2 separate regions of the Homo sapiens genome follow, and region 1 is linked to region 2. A link is an interaction called in ENCODE POLR2A ChIA-PET data of the cell type or tissue named here. Cell type or tissue: MCF 10A. All regions are shown on one strand. Each heading gives the region's core, and the rest is flanking DNA. Links, peaks and the distances in the headings are about the cores only.

Evidence for each region. Peaks named below come from ENCODE experiments on the same cell type or tissue, not always from the same donor. Only the 100,000 strongest peaks of a DNase experiment are listed, where the experiment ranks them.
Region 1: POLR2A ChIA-PET joins it to region 2 with 5 read pairs; 12 of 35 experiments call an interaction of 5 or more read pairs at or near these places.

Annotation. Positions count from the first base shown.
Region 1 is chr19:12,748,583-12,753,582 of GRCh38, reverse strand. It overlaps BEST2 (bestrophin 2), which reads right to left and starts at 1,792. Exons shown (of 10, transcript NM_017682.3): 1 at 1,744-1,792; 2 at 839-1,041; 3 at 229-323. The coding sequence starts at 990. In MCF 10A, for the core only: no CTCF peak of the experiment used is centred there; no DNase peak of the experiment used is centred there.
Region 2 is chr19:12,887,732-12,895,467 of GRCh38, reverse strand. It overlaps GCDH (glutaryl-CoA dehydrogenase), which reads right to left and starts at 4,308. Exons shown (of 12, transcript NM_000159.4): 1 at 4,266-4,308; 2 at 4,073-4,197; 3 at 3,946-3,981; 4 at 3,494-3,637; 5 at 3,290-3,352; 6 at 1,815-1,985. The coding sequence starts at 4,163. It also overlaps the pseudogene RPS6P25. RefSeq lists enhancers at 3,526-4,163, 4,164-4,801, 4,906-4,975, 7,625-7,736, a silencer at 4,500-4,758, cis regulatory regions at 4,090-4,777, 6,077-6,577, 7,537-7,736 and a promoter at 7,315-7,736. In MCF 10A, for the core only: no CTCF peak of the experiment used is centred there; a DNase peak (open chromatin) is centred at 4,447.

The DNA.
Region 1 (5,000 bases), core at 1-5,000, 140 kb after region 2:
GGGCACCTCAGGGGGCACTGTGACCCCAGGTGACACCCCAGGTCTCAGAGTGTAGAGCCACATCTGGCATCTTCATGATATGGATCCAAAAATGGGTGGGCAGTGCTGTCGGGGTTGGATTTGAGGGGGGGGATCTCAGAGGGGCAGGAATGGGGGCTCCTCAAAAGGCATGAATGGATATGGGTTTCTCAGGGACATGGGAACGGGGGACTTGGGGTTGGACCGCACCAAGCACGAAGGAGACAGGGATGAGGCTGGCATACTGGTCACAATAAATCACAAGCTTCTCGAAGTAGCGCTTCTGCCCTTCGGTCAGCACAAAGCTGCGGGATAGAGATGAGGGGTCACAGGTCACAAGGGTGACTCCATCCCCAGCTTCAGATCTCTCTTGCTGTGCCCCTCACCCTGGCTTCTTTTATAATAGCTGCCCCCAGCCGGGTGCTATGGGTCACACCTGTAATCCCAGCACTTTGGGAGGCCGAGGCAGGAGGATCACTTGAGGTCAGAAGTTTGAGACCAGCCTGGTCAACACGGTGAAACCCCATCTCTACTAAAAATACAAAAAAATTAGCCAGGCATGGTGGCTGGCACCCATAATCCCAGCTACTCGGGAGGCTGAGGCAGGAGAATCGCTTGAACCCGGGAGGCAGAGGTGGAAGTAAGAGAAGATTATGCCACTGCACTCCAGCCTGGGTGACAGAGTGAGACTCCATCTCAGTTTAAAAAACATAGATATATATACTTATATATCTCTATATTTTTATAATTTTTATATATTATATATATATAATAGCTGCCCCCCCTCCGCTAGAACATGAGCACCTCAGGGCAGCCTCACCGGTAGGCAGCACTCAGCGCCATGTAGAACCCAAGGAAGCAGAGCAGCTCTCGCCACAGGAGTTTGTAGATGCTCCCACGCCACAGTAGCAGCAGCTGGGAGAAGCCACCGAAGCGGGCGTTCGCCACTCGGGCTGTGTAGGTGACGGTCATCGTGGCACCCGGCAGGTGTGGCCAAGGGAGAGTGGGTGGCCCGGGTGGGGGCTGCGGGTGTGGGTGGAGAGGTGCGGGGATAACTGAGCACAGGGATTCCACCCATGTTCCGGCCCGCCACCCCTTCAGTCCTGACCCTTGCCTGAGTTGCCTTCTCCTCCCAGCTTTACTCAGTCTAGTCCAGCCCCCAGTGCCCCTCCCTGACCTTCATCTCAGGCTGTCCCCTTCCCTGGACTCCTGGCCGTGGGCTCTGGTAACTGCCGTCCCCCACCACCAAGACCCTTGAGTCCCTGCAGTCAGCTCCCGAGTCACCCTCTGCCCGATCCCCTTCACCCAGAGGCCACCTGTAGCATGCCCCATTCCGCAAGTCCCCAGCACCTGAGTTTCTAGGTTCTCAAGGCTCCACCTCTCCCAAATTCTCTCCCTCAGCCCCTATTTCTGGCTCCCCCTTCTCCACTTCCCCAGCTCCCAGTCTTGACCCATTCTGCTCCCTGCACTCCCTCTGAAGCCCTGTCCCTAAGCCTCCAGGTCCCCTAGCCCCCCTGCCCCAGCCTGTGCACCTTCTGCTTAATTGCCCTGGCTCCCCCCACTCCCTTTTCCTCCCGGATCCGCCTTGACCTTTCCTCTCTCCGTTCCCCTCCAGCCTTCCAAGCCCTCCACTCCCCGCCCCGGGAGGACTCCGGATGCATTCCTGCCCGCAGGTTCCCTCTTCCCTCAGGGCCCCCTATTTCCCCAAGCCTGGGCTCATCTCACCTGTGTTGAAGGTGGCCGGTGCAAGGACCCACAGGGACAGGGATGGAATGGGCGGGTGGCTTTGGCGTTGGGTGGGGCTGGGGAGTGGGCGTGCCTCCCTTTCCTGGTCCTCCTCCCTCGGCTAGGCTGTAGCTTCAGAATTTTGTTTGGAGTCCCACAAGTTTGTTACCTGGTACGGGGGGAGAAATCCGCCTTGTCCTCCCTCGCCCCTCCCTGTTCCCCTCCCAGTCGCTCACTGGCAGGTCCTAGGGATCTGGAACCCAGAGGTTGGGGGAGGAGGCAGGGATGGTCTTTTTCCCAGTCCCAGAAACACACACACTGCTCAGTGAGGCTGGGTCACTTCACAGTCACCTGTAATCACACAGTGTCACAGAGATGCACGCAGAAACACACATCATAGTCCCAGAAGCAAATCTAGCTGCTCTTAAGACAGCCTCAGCCAGGCACGATGGCTCACACTTGTAATTTTAGCACTTTGGGAGGCTTAGGTGGGAGGATCACTTGAGCCAGGAGTTCGAGACCAGCCTGGGCAACATAGGGAGATCCCCATCTCTATTGAAAAAACAAAAAGACAGCCTCACATAACTATGGTTACCCAGAGGAGCAGTACACACTGTCACAGAACCTTCCAGGGTCACACAAGACACACCTACCTCGACCCCTCCTGCCTCCATCACGCATATATAAGGCAGGTGGACCCTGACATACTAGGCTCTCCTCTTTCATACACACGGCTCTCCCAACGGTCTGAATTCCGTCATGATCACGCCATGTAACAAAGACACCCACACAACCAGCCAAGTGCCAGACCCCACCCAGACCTCAGAATGCCTTCACACACACAGTCATACTCCACTGCAAGGAGGTTTTACTCCCGATCTTCCCTGTGCAAAGATGCAGCCATGATCACACACCAAATGCAAAAACCCTTTCCTCAGTGCGGTGGCACACAATCCCAGGCTCAGAGCGGGGCCTGAGGTTCACCAATCTTGCAAAGACACACACAACAGCCACCCCTCCCTCAAGGGTCCCCTAGCTATCACCGCTGGTGAAATTCACCAGCATTTGTACACCAATATGTGAAGGCAACCCCCTTTCCAACGCTCCCTCCCGGCGGCAGGCCCACACCCACACCCACAGGTCTCAGATACTCTCAGCATTGCCATGAACACACAAGCTTGGGGACACAAAACCTTGTCCTGCATTTGGCATGGATTCTGGGCAGATGTTCATTCTTCACAGACACACCTCTAAAGGGGACACTCCCAGCCTGGTACAAACAGTACCCACTCCCCCTCCATTGCCCAGCCTGAAGAACATTAACACACAGATTGGTGTGGGAGGGGCAGAAGTTCAGGGGTCAAACCCTGGGATGGGCATCCTAGAGTGCTCAGGAGCCCCTCGTGCATTCTACATAGCCCCGCCCGAGGTTCCAAGCCCAGCAGGCTGGGACGCCGTGTTCCCAGACTGGCAGATGTTCACCCTGCCCGGAGTAATTAGGAACCCGCCTGGGCTGGTCACCCTGTGACCCATGCCTTCGCTGTCCAGCTGCCGGACAGCCCATAAATGGGGGCGAGGGGGCAGCTGGGGCGGTGCCGTCAGCTGCGGAACCTGGCAAGGCGGTGGCAGGCTCGGTGCTGATGAGCTCAGTTCTCGATCAGCAGCCCTCACTCCCTAGGAAGTGTCCTTGCATTCACTGAAGCCCGCTCCTCCTTTTCATCCTCCCTACCCCAGCTCACCCGCATCCCCACACACTTCCGACTGCTGAATTCCCGCAGGGGCTGGGGGCAGGCTTCCTGGGCTATTTGATATGCTTACTAATTGTGACAACGAAAAATAACAAACATTTCTTGCGGTTTCCTGTCTGGTGCTGGTATAAACGCCTTGCGTGTTTCATCTCATGGAATCCTTACGGGCATGCTAAGTTGGTCATCTTACTATCTAAGTAGGGAAACTGAGGCTCCGATGTCACATCTCATCTTGTTCGTAGCACAGCTGGGATTTGGATCCTGGCAGTTTGGCGCGGAGCCGGCTGTACCATCGTGTTTGTTTACACATGCCACCCCAACAGGCCCACACCTGCTTGTGCACACCCCAGGGAGTTGGAGTGACAAGTCTAGGCTCCTGGTGGGGTTCCCCTTACACACACACCCTGGCACACCCAGACTCTGGGTCTGAACACTTTTTTTTTGAGACGGAGTCTCACTTTATTGCCCAGGCTGGAGTGCAATGGCGCAATCTCGGCTCAGTGCAACCTCTGCCTCCCAGGTTCAAGTGATTCTCCTGCCTCAGCCTCGCAAGTAGCTGGGATTATAGGTGGGCACCACCACGCCTGACTAATTTTTGTCTTTTTAGTAGAGAGTAGTTGGAGGCTGGCCTCCAACTCCTGACCTCGTGATCCACCTGCCTCGGCCTCCCAAAGTGCTGGGATTACACGCGTGAGCCACCATGACTGGACCTGAACACCACTTTTGTTTTTTGAGACAGGGTCTTACCCTGTCTTGGCTCACTGCAACCTCTGCCTCCGGGGTTCAAGCGATTCTCCCACCTAAGCCTCTGGAGCAGCTGGGACTACAAGCACCCCAACACCATGCCCGACTAATTTTTGTATTTTAAGTAGAGACGAGGTTTCGCCATGTTGGCCAGGCTGGTCTTGAACTCCTGGCCTCAAGTGATCCACCCACCTCGGCCTCCCAAAGTGCTGGGATTACAGGTGTGAGCCACCGCGCCCGGCCTGAACACCGACTCACGTGTGTCCTCAGGAACCCCCTTTCTGTCCCCCCTAGCCAGCTCTGGCTTGGAACTTGTAAACTCTCAAGGTCATACCCCATCCTGAGTCTCCCAAGTGGGGACAACAATAGCAGCCCAGGCAGTGGCAGAGGGAGGAGCGAAGGGCAGGGGATAAGGGGGTCCACTAGGTGCCTTCCAGGCCTGTGTGCCCACAGCCTGAGACCGCTCTGGAGTCAGGATGAGACTTCAGGAGCCCCTCCAGCCGGAGTCCTCTGTCACCCTGCCCACTAACCAGCCCCCTTGCTGCAGCCCTTTGCTGGGAGGGGCTGATGCCATCCCATGGGGGCAGGAATTGGGGGGTGGAGACTGTTAATCCCCAGTCTGGCAGGCCTGGCCTCTCCCCAGGGCGCCCACTAATTCCCAAACCAAACAGCAGGCAGTGCCGGGCCCACTGCCGGCCTAATCTGCTCTGCTCCCCACCAGCCTGGGGCTGGCCAAGGGGCCTCCCAGTTCCCACGCTCTGAGCC
Region 2 (7,736 bases), core at 1,463-6,462:
CCAACATAGTGAAACACCATCTCTACTAAAAATACAAAAATTAGCCAGGCACGGGTAGCAAGCACCTGCAATCCCAGCTAATTGGGAGGCCGAGGCACAGGAATTGCTTGAACTGGGGAACCGCAGGTTGCAGTGAGCCAAGATTGTACCACTGCACTTCAGCCTGGGGGACGGAGCGGGACTTTGTCTCAAAAAAAGAAAAAAAAAATTACCCTCGCCCCTGAGTCAGACCTCATAACTAAGTTAGATCTGGCCCTGCTTTCAAGAGACAGGTTACCCCAAAGTCATGATCACAATGCCAAGATGGGGAGGGGGACCCAGGGAATCAGGAAGGAGTTGGCCAAACTGGAAGGGTGTGAGGAGTTAAGCAGGAGGAGGCTGTGGGGAAGAGCAGTGCTGGGAGAGGGAACAGATGTGTAAAGAACTGGTGGTACTTCTGGAGAATTTCAAGTAGCTAAGTCTGGCTGGGAGGATCACATGAGTGGCCAGAGATGAGGTGGAAAGGTCAGCAGAGGCCTGGTCACACAGGGCCTTGTGGGTTTTTTTTTTTTTTTGCGAATCTGATCTTATTTGTTACTCAAAAAATCTTATTTCTGACTGGATTCAGACTTAGAAGTGGAAGCTCGCAGAGAGGACAGTCTGCGTCTCTTCACGATTTGTCCCTGGTGCTTCTTAGCCTCCTTCATTCTCTTGGCCAAAAGTTTAGCATATTCTGCAGCCTCTTCTTTATTTTTCTTAATATGCGGCTGCTTCAGAGCAATACGCCGCTGTTTGTGCTGCAGGACATGTGGAGTGACAAGGCGCTGAATCTTGGGTGCTTTGGTCCTAGGTTTCTTACCTTCTTTGTTTAAGGGCTTTTTTACAACATACTGGCAGACATCATTTTCTTTAGAGAGACTGAAAAGTTTACGGATTCTGCTAGCTGTACTGGGCCCCAGGTGACGAGGCATCATAGTCTCAGTCAGTCCAGGAATACCCTTCTCTCCTTTTTTTTACAATAACCAAGTTGAGAACACTCAGATTGGCATCCACGATGCAACCATGAACTGATCTTCTCTTTCTTTCTCCAGTTCTCCTTGGTCTGTAATAGGAATGCCCCTTACTCAGTAGCAAGTGGACACGGCCATGGGTCAAGACACCCTGTTTCAAGGGGAAACCTTGTTTATTGTTCCCACCACTGATTCCGACCACGTAACCCTTCCATTCTTCACCCAGAGCGTCAACAGCAACTTCTGTGGCCATACGCTTCTCATAAAAAGTACAAAGTTTGCGTTCATCGTCCACTTCAATGAGTTTCTGGCAGCCAGTGGCTGGGAAGGAGATGTTCAGCTTCATCTTGAAGCAGCTGAACACCTCCGAGACACCACGGAAGAGGGCCAACGTCCACTTAGCGCAGGTCACATAGGCTCTTTCCTTTTTTTGTTTTTCTAATAGACATGGGGTCTCCTTACGTTGCCCAGGCTGGTTTCGAACTCTTGGGCTCAAGGGATCTTCTCACTTCACCCTCCCAAAGTGCTGGGATTATAGGTGTGAGCCACTGCAAATGGCCAGCAGGAACCTGGTGGACTTTAAACTTTGGGCTGGACTGGGGAACACAGAAAGCATAGGGAGATGACGGTGGTCACAGAGGGGGACAGTCAGGCTGGCCAGGGATCAGATCTCCAGGTGAAGCCCAGGGTCTGGCGGGGGTCCAGGTGGCCACTTATGCTATCTTTGAGATAGGGACAGAATAGGCTCAGGGGACAGCCCCACCCTTGAGTTCCAGACCTCAGAGACTGTCTTCCTTCCACCAGGCCCCATGGGCAGCCACTCACCCAGCTGGGGCAGGTACTTCTGCCGCTGTTCCTCGCTGCCATAGGCATAGATAGGGTGCATGACGAGGGAGGACTGGACACTCATCGCCGACCTGTAGCCACTGTCCACCCGCTCCAGCTCTCGGGCCAGGAGCCCATAGGCCACAGACGAAACCCCAGCACAGCCATATCCTGGTGGTAGTAGGAGGGGAAAGCAGGACAATAGAGAACAGGGCCCTGCCCAGCTAAGACCCAAGAGACAGGGCTGAATAAGGACACACAAGGAGGCAGGCACCAAGCTGGCCCTAGCTGAGGTTTATTCATTTCATCTCCACAGCCACTTTCAGAGGGTGGGACAACAGCCCCACTTTACAGACTGGGAAATTGTGGCTTAGGGAAAGAAGGGGGCTTTCAGTAAGGCAAGAGGATCACTTGAGAACAGCCTGGGCAACACAGTGAGACCCTGTCTCTAAAAAAAGAAACAAAGGGGCCAGGCACGGTGGCTCACGTTTATAATCCCAGCACTTTGGGAGGCCGAGGTGGGTGGATCACCTGAGGTCAGGAGTTCAAGACCAGCCTGGCCAACATGGTGAAATCCCATTTCTACTAAAAAATACAAAAATTAGCTGGGCGTGGTGGTGCACCCCTGTAATCCCAGCTACTCAGAAGGCTGAGGTGGCAGAATTGCTTGAACCTAGGAGGAGGAAACTGCAGTGAGCCAGGATCGCACCACTGTAATCCAGTAATCCAGGCTGGGTGACAGAGCGAAACTCCATCTCAAAAAAAAAAAAAAAAGAAAAGGGCCGGGCAACGGTGGCTCACACCTGTAATCAGGAGGCTGAGGCGGGTGGATCACCTGAGGTCAGGAGTTCGAGACTAGCCTGGCCAACACGGTGAAACCCCACCTCTACTAAAAATACAAAAATTAGCCAGGCGTGGTGGCGGACGCCTGTAATCCCAGCTACTCGGGAGCCTGAGGCAGGATAATCACTTAAACCCGGGAGGTGGAGGCTGCAGTGAGCCAAGATTGCATCACTGCACTCCAGCCTGGACAACAAGAGCGAAACTCCATCTCAAAAAGAAGGCTGAACGTGGTGGCTCATGCCTGTAATCCCAGCACTTTAGGAGGCTGAGGTGGGCGGATCACCTGAGGTCAGGAGTTTGAGACCAGCCTGGCCAACACAGTGAAACCCTGTCTCTACTAAAAATACAAAAATTAGCCAGGCATGGTGGCACATACCTGTAATCCCAGCTACTAGAGGGGTGGAGGCAGGAGAATCGCTTGAGCCTGGGAGGCAGAATTTGCAGTGAGCCAAGATCGTGCCACTGCACTCCAGCCTGGGCAACAGAGCCAGACTCTGTTGGGGGGGAAGAAGAAAGGAAAGAAAAGGAAAAGAAAAGAAAGAGAAGGAAGGAAGAAAGGGAGGGAGGGAAGGAGGAAGAGGCTTTCAGAATACAGAGGGTTCTGCAGTGTGTGGAGAGATACTTGTTCCTACCTTTGATGGTGGGGCCCAGCACACCCAACTCCCCCATCTCCGAAATGATCTCCCGATGAAAAACTGCAAAGGGACCAGTGCCCAAATTCAGGCCCAGGCCTAGGCCACAGGAAGCCCCAGCCCCAAGGACAGAGGGGCCTTGAGGTGGGGTGGCTATGGCTCCAGGCGGAGGAGCAGTCTCAGGGCACCCACCAGCCCGCCCACCTTCGTTGCGATTGGCCAACAGGATGCGAGGCATGAGTCTCTCCTGGCAGTAGGTGCGGAAGGTGTCCCTGATGAGGATCTCATCTGTGGTCAGCTGCTCCTCCAGCACCAGCGGGTCCTGCCAGTCAAACTCGGGACGCGAGGCTGGGAAGGGGAATTCGCCTCGGTCCAGTCCGCAAGATCACTGTGCCCTCCCTTCTCGGACCCTCATCAGCCCTACCCCCCAACACCCATGTCGCCCCCCGGCTAGTGCGAGCTGCAAGCGAGACTGATCAGGTGACTTTTCTCCGGCCCCGCAGGCACAGCGCACTCACTGCCTTAGTGCCTCTGACCCTGGCCACGACCCTGCCACCCCGCTCGGGCAGCTCTCGGATTCTGGGACAGAGTCCACCTGCGGCAGACAGACAGCTGAACAGGGGCAGCAGACACACGGTGCGACCAGAGGTCCTTACACTTAGCCAGTTGGCTCTGTGTTCTCCCGCCTTTCTCTGCAAGCACAGAACGGGAAAGTCACCCCGGAAAGTCCCTAAACCCCCAGTTCCTCCCTCCTTCCCTCCACACTCCCGACCCCACACTGACCGGTCTGCGCCGCCGACGAGACCCACGTGCGAAGGACGTGCAGGCCGGGTCCGCGGCTCAGCAGCCGCACGGAGACGCCTCTCAGGGCCATGCTCTCTCAGAGCGAGCGGAGCAACGACGGCGACCTACAGGAGCGGGGGTGTCAGAGCGGAGCTCCTCTCACCCACGGCTGGGGCTACCGCACCTTCCTTACCTGGTAGTACCTCCCGGTTCACTGCCGAGGCTACAGTGCAACTGACGCAGGCCTTTGACCTCAGCAAGAAGTGGGAGGAGCGGAGGCCGAGTGAGGCTTTTCATTGGTTCCTCCTAGAATCCGGCCCCCTCCGCAGCTCTGCCTTTTAAAAGGGCTAAGGTAGCCTTGCCTGTGGAAATCGGGGGGCCCAGACAGAGATAGGCTAGCCCCTTTAAGAAGCGGACGGGGTAGGGGCGGAAGACGAGTGCGGGAAACCGATTGGCCAGCTGGGTTTCTCCTCTTATTGGCCGTAGGAAAGGGCTCGGCCCACTCCTGGTTGGTCAGTTGCAGGGGGTGTGTGCGGAGGGAGTCAAGAATTAAACAAAGAAATTCTGGCGCGAGCACTAGGCGTCCTCCTGAACCCAGGAGGCCAGACTCGAGTTCTCTAATTGGGTGCTGGTTGTGGGGAAGACGAGCTCCAAGTGGGCGATCTTAGCAAACCTTTCTGCCAGTCTGTCCCAGGAAGCACATGTAGATACTTGTGACTCTGTGTGTGTGTGTGTGTGTGTGTGTGTGTGTCTGTGTCTGTGTATGTGTGTGTGTGTGTGAACTTGTGTGATTCTGTGAGTCTATGTGGTTGTTTTGTTTTGTTTTTGTTTTTTCTTTTTAGACAGGGTCTCGTTCTGTCGCTCAGGCTGGAGTGCAGTGGCGCGATCATAGCTCACTGCAGCTTCCACCTCCTGGGCGATCCTCCCACCTCAGCCTCCAAGTAGCTGGGACCACTGAAGCATGCCATCATGCCTGGCTAATTTTTTTTTTTTTTTTTTTTTTTTGAGACGGATTCTCACTCTGTTGCCCAGGCTGGAGTGCAGTAGCGCAATCTTGGCTCACTGCAACCTCTGCCTACTGGATTCAAGCAATTCTCCTGCCTCAGCCTCCTGAGTAGCTGGGATTACAGGTGTGAGCCACCATGCCTGGCCTTTTTTCTTATATTTAATAGAGACGGGTTTCACCATGTTGGCCAGGCTGGCCTCAAACTCCTGACCTCAAGTGATCCACCCACCTCGGCCTCCCAAAGTGCTGGGATTACAGGCGTGAGCCACCGCGCCCCGCCTGTTTTGTCTTTTTGTGTAGTGCATTTGTGGTGCACCCATTCTGATTGTGTATCTGTTGAGAAATGTGTGTGTCTTGATTCTCAGGACCTGTGATGCCATGTCCTTGCGTTTGTCTGTGTTTAACTGGGTGCATCCCCTACGGTTGGGCACTGGTAGCTATGCAACTGTGACTAAATAATTACTTTACATATTGTAAAAGTGACCGGTGGTGTGACTGTATAAAGTGTAGGTTTTGACTGGCTGGGGCGGCTCATGCCTGTCATCCCAGCACTTTGGGAGGCCAAGGAGGGTGGGTCACCTGAGGTCAGGACCAGCCTGGCCAACATGGGGAAACCCCATCTCTACTAAAAATACAAAAATTAGCCAGGCCTGCTTGTGGGTGCCTGTAATCCCAGCAACTCGGGAGGCTGAGGCAGGAGAATCACTTGAACCCAGGAGGCAGAGGTTGCAGTGAGCTGAGATCATGCCATTGCACTCCAGCCTGGGCAACAAGAGTGAAACTCTGTCTCAAAAAAAAAAAAAAAAAAAAAATTAGCGTGGCGTGGTAGCAGGCACCTGTAATCCCAGCTACTTGGGAGGCTGAGGCAGAGGAATCACTTGAGCCTAGGAGGTGGAGGTTGCAGTGAGCCAAAATCATGCCACTGCACTCCAGCCTGGGTGACAGAGAGAGACACTATCTAAAAAAAAAAAGTTCTGTGACAATGTATCTGACTCCCCATGTGTGTCTGCTCAATTACGGCTAAATTGTGTCAGTAGGATTGTATAACTGTGTGCCTGCCTGTGGATTATGAATTCTGTGTTTTAGAGATTGTTTGGCTATGACATTGTGTAACCAATATAGCATAGGGTTGTGTTTTAGTGCCTGGGAATTGTATGTCTGTGCATAGTCCATATACATAGACAGACACACAATTATATGTGCACGGATTATATGATCAGTGTGACTGAGGGAACAGGAACTCATGTCATTATGTAATTGCATGGTCCTGTGAGTAACTGTGTTTTTGTTTTTGTTTTTAGAGATGGGATCTCGCTATGTTGCCCAAGCTGGTCTTGAACTCCTGGGCTCGAGCATTCCTCCTACCTTGGCCTCCCAAAGTGCTGGGACTGCAGGCATGAGCCACTACTCACTGCTCCAAGCCTGTTTTGTTTTTGTTTTTTAGAGACAGAATCTCACTCTGTAGCCCAGGCTGGAGTGCAGTGGCATGATCTTGGCTCACTGCAACCTCTGCCTCCCAGGCTCAAGTGATTCTTGTGCCTCAGCCTCCCGGGTACCTGGGATTAGAGGTGTATGCCACCATCCCCGGCCTATTTTTATATTTTTAGTAGACAGGGTTTCACTGTGTTGGCCAGGTTTGTCTCGAACTCCTGGCCTCAGGTGATCTGCCTGCCTCGGCCTCCCAAAGTGCTGGGATTACTAGCGTGAGCTACTGCGCCTGGCCCCATGCCTCCAAGTTTCAACCAGTTCTCCAGCTCAGCCTCCCAAATAGCTGGGATTACAAGCATGTGCCACAATGCCCAGCTAATTTTTGTATTTTTAGCAGAGAGAGGGCTTCATCCTGTTGGCCAGTCTGGTCTCGAACTCCTGACCTCAAGTGATCTCCCCACCTTGGCTTCCCAAAGTGCTGGGGTTACAGGTGTGAACCACCGCACCTGGCCTTGTTTTTGTTTGTGTCACCCAGGTTGATCTGCCAGGAATAAAGATGGCCACCCAACTTTTTTTTTTTTCCAGCGACAGAGTCTTGCTTTCTGTGCCCCAGGCTGGACTGCAGTGGTGTGATTATAGTTCAGTGCAGTCCCGACCTCCTGGGCTCAGGCAATCCTCCCACCTCAGCCTCCTGAGTAGCTGGGACTATGGGCATGCACCACCACTCACAGCTTTTTGTTGGAGAGATAGGTTTTATGTTGCCCAGGCTGGTCTTGAAATCCTGGTGTCAAGTGATCCTCCTGCCTCAGTCTTCCAATGAGTGACTATGAGTTATGTGTCTGTAATACGTATCCATGTCCCCTTCCCAGGCTCCCAGGGCACCAGAGTGGAGGTTCCTGTTGTAGAAACTCAGATCCTCTCCTCATGTTGGGCAGAATCAAGGAGCAGCCAGGCCCAGAGCCAGGGCACTGGTCTCCTGCAGGTCAGGTACTGCCTGTGGCTTGATCCAACGGTCCTATCCCACCCAGGAGGAGAGAGGGTCACTTTTCCCTTGGCTGCCCCCATCGCACTAAAGCAGCTGGCACTGAACCAGCCTCCATGCAGTCCCATGCAGTGCCACCCAAGGGTCCCCAGTAGACAATGGTGGGCCAGTTGTCAGGGGCTTCCTCCTGCTGCAGGGCTGAGACCCTGGGAGGTCCCAACCCAGGCAAATTGAACGCCAGGCTAATT